2 separate regions of the Homo sapiens genome follow, and region 1 is linked to region 2. The links are chromatin loops, found by intact Hi-C in ENCODE. Cell type or tissue: ovary. All regions are shown on one strand. Links, peaks and the distances in the headings refer to the core of each region. The heading gives the core; the rest is flanking DNA.

Region 1 (5,375 bases), core at 245-5,244, 55 kb before region 2:
TTTTCATAGGCTAACGATTTGTAACTTCATAAAAGATCCCCCTCTAGTTTCCGGAGGACAGCGAGCTCCTCCCACCTCATTCCACTCTAAAGGGGAAAACAAGGTGTACAGGTTCAACTCCCGAAACACCCGCTGTGGGCAGCCCCTAGGGAGAAGCTCTAGGGGACCGAAGTTTGCAGCTGCCTAGGGCATTGCGAGAAGGAGGAGCGCCGTGAGCAGGCGCGCGTGTGCATGCATGTGTGCGCCAGGGAGGGAGGAGGCGGGGGTGGTTCTATCCCGCACCAGCTGTGTCCTCGGCCCAGCCCTTCTCTCTGGACCAGCGACAAAGTTGGACTAGATGGTCTCCAAGGCACCTTGCCGACCCTTTTCCAGTGTATTTGGTAGACGTTTCACAGAAGTGGAGGGGACTTACTGAAATTGAGATTGACATAAGCCGAGAGGGCAGCATTCGTAGGGGGCTAGCGCACATTTTTTTCTGTTTGTTTTGTTTTGTTTGAGACGGAGTTTCGCTCTTGTTGCCCAGGCTGGAGTGAAGTGGCGCGATCTTGGCTCACTGCAACCTCCGCCTCCCGGGTTCAAGCGATTCTCCTACCTCAGCCTCCCGAATAGCTGGGATTAGAGGCATGCGCCACCACACCCGGCTAATTTTTGTATTTTTAACAGAGACGGGGTTTCACCATATTGGCCAGGCTGGTCTGGAGCTCCTGACCTCAGGTGATCAGCCGGCCCCGGCCTCTCAAAGTGCTGGGATTACGGGCGTGAGCCACCGCGCCCGGCAGCGCACATTTTAAGTAAAGGTCTAGACATGGCCTTTGGCAATGGCCAGATGGGCATGTGTGTGTCTGTAAAGAAGTGGCCTGCTTGGACATGTGAACAGTGTCAGAGGCTGGGAATCAGAACCCCAGGGTTTCAGTCTGCACCTCTGGGATCCAAAGAGATCACAGGTGTGACGGCACTAGATAAACTAGTGAGTGCTGTGCCAACAGGCGAAGTGTTGTTGTTGTTGCTGTTATTAATAATGGAAAATTCATTCCCCTCCCCACGATAATCTCACACCTCTCCCCCATCTGCCTGTTTGCTGTGCTGAGCCCCCGAAGGGAGGAAAAAAAGAAGGGAACAGGGGCATGGGAGCAATTAGCAGGCACTGGGGCAGGGATGAGCCGGGAGCAGGTGTGGGGTAACCTCCCTTACTCCTGTTAAACGGAAAGTCAGGCTTGGCGAGCTCAGAGGGCCAGAGGGGACTCCTGGCTTCCAGTTCAACCTCCTCACTTGCCCCTCCCCAACAGAGAATACTGCATTCACCTTCTCCTTCAGGGACTGGGAAGGGCAGGCAGGAAAGAGAGTGGGCTTCTGTTTGGTTCTTTAGCAACTGAGGCCTAGATTTGTAAAGCAGTTCTCACCTGTTAACTGATTTCTAGGCAAGTGTGAAGAGTGTACATCAGGGAGGAAAAACAGAGAGAAGAGGCACCTCTCACACCCCTCAGTCCTGCTGTTCCCACCTCCTGCATAATGCGTCTAAAGCAAATACCACCATCCCCCCTCCCCTTCACACTCCTAGTCGCCCGCCACCTCCCCAACCTCTCCACCACCCCCACTCCCCACCAGTTTTTAAATACCAACCTGTCTGATCTCCAGTACAAAAATCCATACCTAGGCCTACCCAGGCCTGTGGAAAGTGCACTGTGTCATCCTAAGACAGAGTGACAATAGTTCACTTCACTTTAAATGCTTGGTAACCAACAACCTCCACGTCAGAAGGCTGCCTCCAGAGCACTCTTCCTAGGAAGTCAGACTTCCCAGGAATCCCTTGGTGCTGAGAGCCTAGGAGGGCTCTGACCTGCTCTCTCCCTGCAGGCTTTTCTAGCCTGCTATCTTTCTTTACACCTCTTGTCACAACTTTATAGACATAGTTATCTGACTCTTTAGTGTCGGCCTCCCTACCCAGAAGTAAGCTTCAGGAAGGCAAGGAGTGGATCTATTGTGATCAATCTGCTGACACTGCACCTGGCACATAGTGCACAGTGAGGAGCTCCAACAGTGGTTTAATTAGTAAAATACAACACACTTTATAGTGCACCTCGAATTGATTACTTGTACAGCAATACTTAGTAGTATTCTCTTTTTAAAAATCAACATTGCTGTACAAGTAATCAGTTTGAGAATAGTACTAAGTATACTCAGATCAGTTCTTGGTGACTTACAAAGGCCATCTCAAGTAAAGTGGTCTTGTGGCTGGGCACACAAGATCAGTTTAACTGTCTGGCTCCTCAGTTCTCTACTCTGATAAATAATTGCAAACACAACCGTTTATGAATCAGAATGAAAAATCTGCATGCATTTTTAAGATAAAACATGAGACTTCAAGTATTCCAGGCTGGGCACAGTGGCTCACGCCCATAACCCCAACACTTTGGGAGGCCAAGGTGGGTGGATCACTTGAGGTCAGGAGTTCGAGACCAGCCTGCCCAACATGGTGAAACCACATCTCTACTAAAAATACAAAAATGAGCTGGGTGTGGTGGCGGGCGCCTGTAATCCCAGCTACTCGAGAGGCTGCGACAGGAGAGGAGGCATCGCTTGAACCTGGGAGGTGGAGGTTGCAGTGAGCCGAGATCGAGCCATTGCACTCCAGCCTGGGCGACACAGCAAGATTCTGTCTCAAAAAAAAAAAAAAAAAAGTATTCCAGCAGACCTTTCTTGTACCCCTGTTCCCAGGCAGGTGTGCACTCTCTTCTGTCATCAGGGAAGGCTTAAGAAGCACAGGTCTCATTTCAGCCTCCTGCCTACCATGTGAGAGATGGGACTGTCATGCCCAGCTGACTAGGGAAGAAAACCACACATTGGTATTCACGATAATAACTGAAATCATCAAACTGTTGCCATGTGCCAGGCACTGTCCTCAGCTTCTTATGTGGCTCCTCTCAGAACAACCCATAGGATGGGGCCTATGAGCTGGGACTATCATGAATCATACCTCAGGGGAAAGCAGGCTCAGCCAGGGTATTAGCCAGCAAGGGCTGCAATAACAGAATACACAGACTGGGTGGCTGCAACAACAGAAATTAATTTTCTCACAGTTCCAGATGCTGGAAGTCTAAGATCAAGGTGCAGTCAGGGTTAGTGTCGGGTGGGACCTCTCTTCCTGGCTTGTAGGGACACTTTTTGCCATGTCCCTTCGTGGCCTCTTCTCTGTGCATCCAGAGAAAGATCTCTGGTGTTTCTTCTTCTTCTTCTTCCTCTTCCTCTTCTTCTTCTTCTTTCTTCCTTCTTTCCTCTTTCTTCATTTTTTAATTTTTTTTGAGACAGAGTCTCACTCTGTCACCCAGGCTGGAGTGCAGTGGTGGGATCTCGGCTCACTGCAAGCTCCGCCTCCTTGGTTCATGCCATTCTCCTGCCTCAGCCTCCCGAGTAGCTGGGACTACAGGCGTGCACCACCATGCCCAGCTAATTTTTTTGTATTTTTAGTAGAGATGAGGTTTCACCACGTTAGCCAGGATGGTCTCCATCTCCTGACCTCGTGATCCACCCGCCTCAGCCTCCCAAAGTGCTGGGATTACAGGCGTGAGCCACCATGCCCGGCCGTCTCTTCTTCTTCTAAGGACACCAGTCCTATTGGATTAGAGCTCCACCCTTGCAACCTCATTTAACCTTAATTACCTCCATAAAGACCCTGTCTCCAAATACAGTCACACTTGGGGTTAGGGCTTCAACATATGCATTTGGGAGGGACAAAATTCAGTCCATAACAACAAGCTTAGGTCACTGACATTAATTTGCTCATTCATTCTCCATATGAGACACAGAGCTGTGGTTCAAACCCAGCTGTCTCCATATCAAAGTCCTGATCTTAAGCTTGCTGCTGACTGCCTCCTTGGTGGCAGGTGACCTGCCCAAGCCTTAGAGCAGAACCTAGATGCCAAATCTTCCTGTTTCAGGCCCCAGACATCTCCATGGCACTTAAGCTGCACTATTCAGATATTTCACAGCAATTGCTGTGAATTTGCTGAGCATAAAAAGCTCAGCATCAAAGTCAAGTGACTTGAGAATGGAAACAAACGCCGAAAGTAGAATTTCTCTTCCAACAGGGTATGTGTTTTCCCATGGGGAGAGAAAAGGATTCATAAAGCACAGTAACAAACATAGAAACCACTTATATCATAATGGCAATCCTTCCAGAGGGTTTTCTGATTCACAAATACCACACAAGAGAATCAACCATCAGGTAAAGCCAATGTCTATGGACACCGCCTTCTACAGAACAAGTTAATTAGCTCTCTGTCCCTGTCTACCACATCATACATCTAAAGCAAATGGCACCACCCGCAGATGAGGATAAATTATGATACTGATAGCACCTACTTCTTGGATTTGTTATAAATAACCTACAAATAATACCTAGCATAGGGGATCCACTCAATAAATGCTGGCTATTTTAGTAATTACAATTTTTTTTTCCCACACTCACCATTAATAAGACTGCTTTACAGAACTTCACTTGCTTCTTCCACAAGCTACTCCAACTCTGATGTTGCTTTTTGAGTCCCTGCTCTGTTTTAAATACTGAATTAGACAGCTTTGTGTACAACTCAAAGACAGGGAACAGGTTATAATCTTGTTTGTATCACAGTGATCCCTTATGGTGCTTATCTCTTGGAAATCCACTTATGACCTTCAATAACTGGACCACTGTCCAAATGACATTGCTGAGTGACTGAAATGTTCATTTTCTGTTATATAGTCTCTCTATTCAAGCCTACTGACTGTGGCTATGTCATCACAGTTTTGCTTTTGTGAACTTTTCATTCTTCTTGGATCACCATCTCTTTAAGGCTATGGTCTGAATTTTTTCTGATTTTTTAAAATTTGCCTTCTTAATGTCCAACATTATGTCTGATCTCCCAGGCTCATGTGGAGTGATTTATTTCCCTCAAGGTTCCTTTCCTTTCCCCTTCACAACTGGTTCTTTTTCAACTACTGCAGTTGAATTGAACCCAAGACAGGAATTTCTTTTGCTGCGTTCTGTGTTCTTGGGGAGATCATGTTGTCTACTGGGCAATTCAAGAAATAATCTGATGCTCTTCTTTTCATGAAATGAGATTTTCATTGCTCAACAGATGATCTGAGAATCCATTCTGCCTGTGTCTTGCCTCCGTTGAACCAGCTTTTGAGATCCAAATTAGGAAGGCCATGTCTTCCCTACAGTGTCCATTGACCAGGCAGCCTGTAGCTAATCCATATGATGACCTCCCCCTGCAGTGACCTGAGACCCAACTTCTGTCCCCAAGGCTGTGAATTTCCATGCAGACATACCTCTTCCCTGACATCCAAGTTCATTTCCTACTCCTTCTATGGTAATGGTCTTTTGAAAGGAACCC
Region 2 (5,375 bases), core at 124-5,123:
GACAGAGCCTCAGAGGATTGTGGAACACCATTAAGTGCACAAACATATGTGTAGAGGGAGTACTAGAAGGAGAAGAGAGAGAGAGACAGACAGATGAGCATAAAAAATATTCAAATAATGGCTGAAACTTGCCAAATTTATTGAAAAACATTAATCTATACATCCACGAAGCTCAGTGAAATCCAAGTAAGATAAAGGCAAGGAGATCTACAAAAGAGACATCATGGTAAAAATGCTAATACCAAAGACAAGGAAAAAATCTTGAAGGCAGAAGAGAAAATCAGGTCATCATGTATAAGAGAACCCCAGTAACATTAACAGCTGACTTCTCATCAGTAACAATGAAAGCCAGAAGGCCCTCCATGCTGTATTTATGATCAGGCTTGAACTGCAGGTAGTTGTGTCAGGAACAGATTTTTGCATGGGTCACTGGGTGACCACTGCAATCCCTGCAGCAGCTGGCTAGACAAGACCCCCAATTATCCATAAACTGCAGGAATTATTCTGCACCGACTTATATAAAGCTGTGTGCGCCTCTGTATAGCGCACAAAAAAAAAAGTAAAACTTTCCCTAAGAGGTTGAACTATGGCCTTGGCCCAGCTAGAGCAGTATTGCACAGCATGGACCCTGGAGTCAGAGAGACATGGAGACATGGGTTTAACCTCGGCTCTGCCACCATTAGCAGTGGGACCTAACCTCTGTGTGCCTCAGTTTCCTCAACAATAAAAGAAAATTAATTACAGTAAGTTTTGTGGGCTGGGCGCAGTGGCTCACTCCTGTAATCCCAGCACTTTGGGAGGCTGAGGCAGGCTGATCACTTGAGGTCAGGAGTTCGAGAACAGCCTGACCAACATGGCGAAACCCCATCTCTACTAAAAATACAAAAATTAGCCAGGCATGGTGGCGGGCACCTGTAGTCCCAGCTACTCTACTCGGGAGGCTGAGGCAGGAGAATCGCTTGAACCCCAGAGGTGGAGGTTGCAGTGAGCTGAGATCACGCCACTGCACTTCAGCCTGGGTGACAGAGCGAGACTCTGTCTCAAAATAAATAAAAAAAATAAGTTTCATGATGACTAAGTGGAAATGCAAGTGAATGGCTCAGCATATAGTTCCTTGTGTGTAGTAAATAATAAATAATTTTTGCCATAATTATTTGTTTTTATTGTCCATCATAGTGTTGAACCTGCAGTAGAACACCAGGTTCCTCGCTCCCCCAACCCCTTCCCCAGTAATAAAATGGACAATGCCTGACTGTAGTCCAAAGTCTAGAATCTCTGGAGATCTGAGTTACATGGAACAGTCTCCTTGACTTATAGATATCTGAAAACTGACTATAAAATATGCTCTTTTAAAACCAAAGTATGTTCTACATCACAAATTTGTTTTTTAATAATATTATCATTATTATCTAACCCTTACTATTTGCCAGGTACTATACTAAGTGCTTTTCATTAATCATCTCATTTAACCCTTACCACAACTCTATGAGGTAAATTGTATCTGTATCCTTATTTACAAATAAGGAAACTAAGGTCAAGGGGGAAAGGCACAGAAGAACACTACCAGTCACTTATGCCTAATGTCACACAACCAATGTCACACTACCAGTCACTTTTGCCTAATGTCACACAACCTTTGACCAGCTGAAGGTCAAAAATGCCCAAATCTCAGACTGTCTGTTCCAAGGCCTTGCTCCTAGTCCGTGTGCCCTGTGGCCTCCCTTTTGCTTCTTATTTCCTTAGAGGATTCACACTAAATATATCTAAGGGACTAGGTCTAAATATTTCCATTTCATAGATGGAGAAGTTGGGGCTGAAAGAGAAGCTGACACCACACAAGTACCTTTGCCAGAGGTCAGAACTGAGGGCCTTTCCCTTCCCCATATCTCTGCAGGTGCCAATCAATACAAGTATGGCAAGAACCGAGCCGAGGAGGATGCCCGGAGGTACTTGGTAGAAAAAGAGAAGCTGGAGAAAGAGAAAGAGACGATTCGGACAGAGCTGATAGCACTGAGACAGGAGAAGAGGGAACTGAAGGAAGCCATTCGGAGCAGCCCAGGTACCTATGTGGGTGTGGTCCTGAGCACCTATGGGTGGCCAGCTCATCCTTGGGTACAGTAAAGGGAGGTCTCTTGCACAAGTCACCTGGTTTCTTACCCAAGAGAAGTGGGCTTCTCCTCCCCTCCTCCTTCTCCTCCTCCTCCTCTTCTTCTCCTCTTCATCATTATCATCATCATTCCTCCCAATTAAAGAAAGTGCCATCAATTTAATAACTTGTTTTGGAGGATGAAAAAGCATCACAATAATGTATACACTTAATGTAGTAAGAAGCAACCTGATTTTAGAAATATGAAGCACAGAAGTGTGCCTTAGAATCAAGGAAATAAGAGATGTCATTTTGAACCGCACCTTCATTCATTCACAGATATATGTGAGACATTGGTCCTAGTGCAGGGAATAATGGACATGACACTTTCCCAGGATCCTCTTCTGAAACCCAGGGACCTCAGCAGGCCCTGCCTGCTTTGGGCTTCTCCACACCCTATTTTCTGCTGTGTTTCCTTTGCATTCTCTCTAACTGTAGTTTGACACACTTTAAGCCTAAGGTTTCTTCACATGCTGGAGGGAGCAGAAGTCCTGTTTCTATATAACATGTCCACAAACATGTAGCCCTATGAGAATCTGGTGGACCTATGGACGCTTTCCTAAGAAGAAACACCACAGTTCACAATGCTGCAAAAAAAAGTTCAGGAGCTCATGTGGCTGCCTGTGGAGCCTATCCATAGATTGCCTAAGACTCCATGAACCTCAGATTAAGAACTTCTGGTTTAAAGGAGAAGACTTGTTCTGTGTGGCCAAGAACCAGAATCAATAGGAGGAAGGCACAGGAAGGCAGTTTGGTTTCCATATAAAGAATTTTCTGAGAGTCAGAACCAGGATTTGGAGCAAGTTGACTCTCCTTGTCCTGCTCAATTTTTTCCCCTATGGCACTACCACTGTGTAACATATCAGATTATTTATTATATTTATTATTTATTGTTTGCCACAGACACACAAATATAAGCACCATAAGGGCAAGGATCTTTGCCTGCTTTGTTCACTGATATATCTAGGGCCAAGGACAATGCCTGATACATGGTAAGCATTTTTAAAAAAAATTTTTTTTTAATTTTTGCATTAAAATTTTTTTTTAAATTTTGCACCATGCATTAAATACATGGTGAATGGTGAATATAAAGAGTTCAACATTACTGGAAAACCCTCCGGCACAGCCTCCCTCAGGGCAAAGAATGGAACTGATTTTTAAACCTGGTAAGACCCAACACAGCACTTGGCATGAGAAAGGTACTAATATAGGTTTGTTAGATTAAATCAAAAAAGTGGGCTGGGTGCCGTGGTTCATGCCTGTAATCCTGGCACTTTGGGAAGCCGAGGCAGGAGGCCTGTTTGAGTGCAGGAGTTCGACACCAGCCTGAGCAACATAATGAGACTTCATCTCTATTTTTCTAAAAGAAAGAAAATTTTTTAAAAATTTTTAAAGAAAATTTAAAAATAAAAATAAATTGAGGCTGGGTGCGGTGGCTCACGCCTGTAATCCCAGCACTTTGGGAGGCTGAGGTGGGCAGATCACAAGGTCAGGAGATCGAGACCATCCTGGCTAACACGGTGAAACCCCGTCTCTATTAAAAATACAAAACATTAGCCGGGTGTGGCGGCGGGTGCCTGTAGTCCCAGCTACTCAGGAGGCTGAGGCAGGAGAATGGCATAAACCCAGGAGGCAGAGCTTGCAGTGAGCCAAGATCACGCCACTGCACTCCAGCCTGGGTGACAGAGCGAGACTCCGTCTCAAGAAAAAAAAAAAAAAATTGAATAAGCAGCAAATCCTACTGAAAACTCTGGTGTCTGTAAAGCCCTGCTATGACACTTGTTTACAAGTAACAGAAACCAAAGCTAAACTGGCAGAGAAATGAAAGAAGATGTAATTGGAAAATTGAGCGATCTGGTGTAGTGGGGTCCAGGGACTTAAATGATGTCACCAGGAAGCTTATTTCTCACACTCATGCTTCTACCCTTCTCTCCTTTGGTTTCATTCTTCCCTTGTGATGCCACAATGGCTGCACAGTGCCAGCCCTCCCAGCCAACCCAAGCAGAGAGAGCTTCTCCTCCCAATGACCACCGCAGAGCCCTCTGGATTCACTCTGATTGGTCCGACTTTCATCCCTAATCCAATCACTGTCACCAGAAGATGAGTTGTGATTATGGGGCAGACCTAAGTTATGTGCCAAACCCTGGAACTAGAAGTAGAGTCAGCCCCACTCAAACTAAAGAGAATGGGGGTAGTGGGGCAGGTGCAGTGGCTCATGCCTGTAATCCCAGCACTTTGGGAGGCCAAGGCTGGTGGATTACTTGAGATCAGCAGTTTGAGACTAGCCTGGCCAACATGGCAAAACCCCATCTCTACTAAAAATACAAAAATTAGCTGGGTGTGCTGGCGTGTGCCTGTAGTCCCAGCTACTTGGGAGGCTGAGGCAGGAGGATCACTTGATCCCAGGAGGCGGAGGTTGCAGTGAGCTGAGATCACCCACTGCACTCCACCCTGGGCGACAGAGCGAGACTCCGTCTCAAAAAAAAAAGACAGAATGAGAGGGGGAAGGTGGTTTCCCAACGAAAACTCAGAGTGCTATTTCCAGGAGATGGTGAAATAGGAACCAGACATATGAAGAACATAATGAGACCTCATCTCATTATGGAGCTGGAATCCTAGTATGGAGCTGGAACCCCAAACCCAGAGTCCATCTCTTAACCAAGACTGGGGGCTGGAAGGGCCCTCTAGGAGGGGCAGACAAAGGCCTGAGGCCCTGCCAGATTCCCTGACATTTCAGGTCAGGTTCAGCTTTTTCTTATCAATGTCTCTTGATTCAGGAGCAAAATTAAAGGCTCTGGAAGAAGCCGTGGCCACCCTGGAAGCTCAGTGTCGGGCAAAGGAGGAGCGCCGGATTGACCTGGAGCTGAAGCTGGTGGCTGTGAAGGAGCGCTTGCAGCAGTCCCTGGCAGGAGGGCCAGCCCTGGGGCTCTCCGTGAGCAGCAAGCCCAAGAGTGGGGTGAGTCCAGGCCCTTCCATGCCAGGGGCAGCTACTCCTATGTCCCTCCACTCACTACAGATCTCTTCTTCATGATCATTCTTTGGAGGTAGGGGTTATGCCCACTTACAGACAAGAAAACTGAAGTCCAAAGAGGTGAAGGGCATGCCATGGGTGGCACAGCTAGGAAGAGGACTCTTGGAGCAATTTCTCTTGGTTTCTGGCCTGTTCTTGTCTCCACAACAGCAGCACCATTTGACTTTTTACCCTAAAGGTGATCTTAGAAATGGCCTT

The links. Peaks named below come from ENCODE experiments on the same cell type or tissue, not always from the same donor. Only the 100,000 strongest peaks of a DNase experiment are listed, where the experiment ranks them.
Region 1: it touches region 2 in a loop (12-fold over the local background); 13 of 110 quality-filtered maps call a loop at or near these places.

Annotation. Positions count from the first base shown.
Region 1 is chr5:149,272,225-149,277,599 of GRCh38, forward strand. All of the region lies in intron 1 of AFAP1L1 (actin filament associated protein 1 like 1), which reads left to right. Among named protein-coding and RNA genes, the nearest start is that of AFAP1L1, 3.1 kb to the left of the region's middle. RefSeq lists enhancers at 1-153, 154-695, 696-1,235. In ovary, for the core only: no CTCF peak of the experiment used is centred there; a DNase peak (open chromatin) is centred at 247; H3K4me3 peaks cover 360 bases.
Region 2 is chr5:149,327,772-149,333,146 of GRCh38, forward strand. It overlaps AFAP1L1 (actin filament associated protein 1 like 1), which reads left to right. Exons shown (of 19, transcript NM_152406.4): 16 at 1,895-2,059; 17 at 4,924-5,102. It overlaps LOC124901103 (a long non-coding RNA gene), which reads right to left and starts at 2,371. Exons shown (of 2, transcript XR_007058989.1): 1 at 2,158-2,371. In ovary, for the core only: no CTCF peak of the experiment used is centred there; no DNase peak of the experiment used is centred there.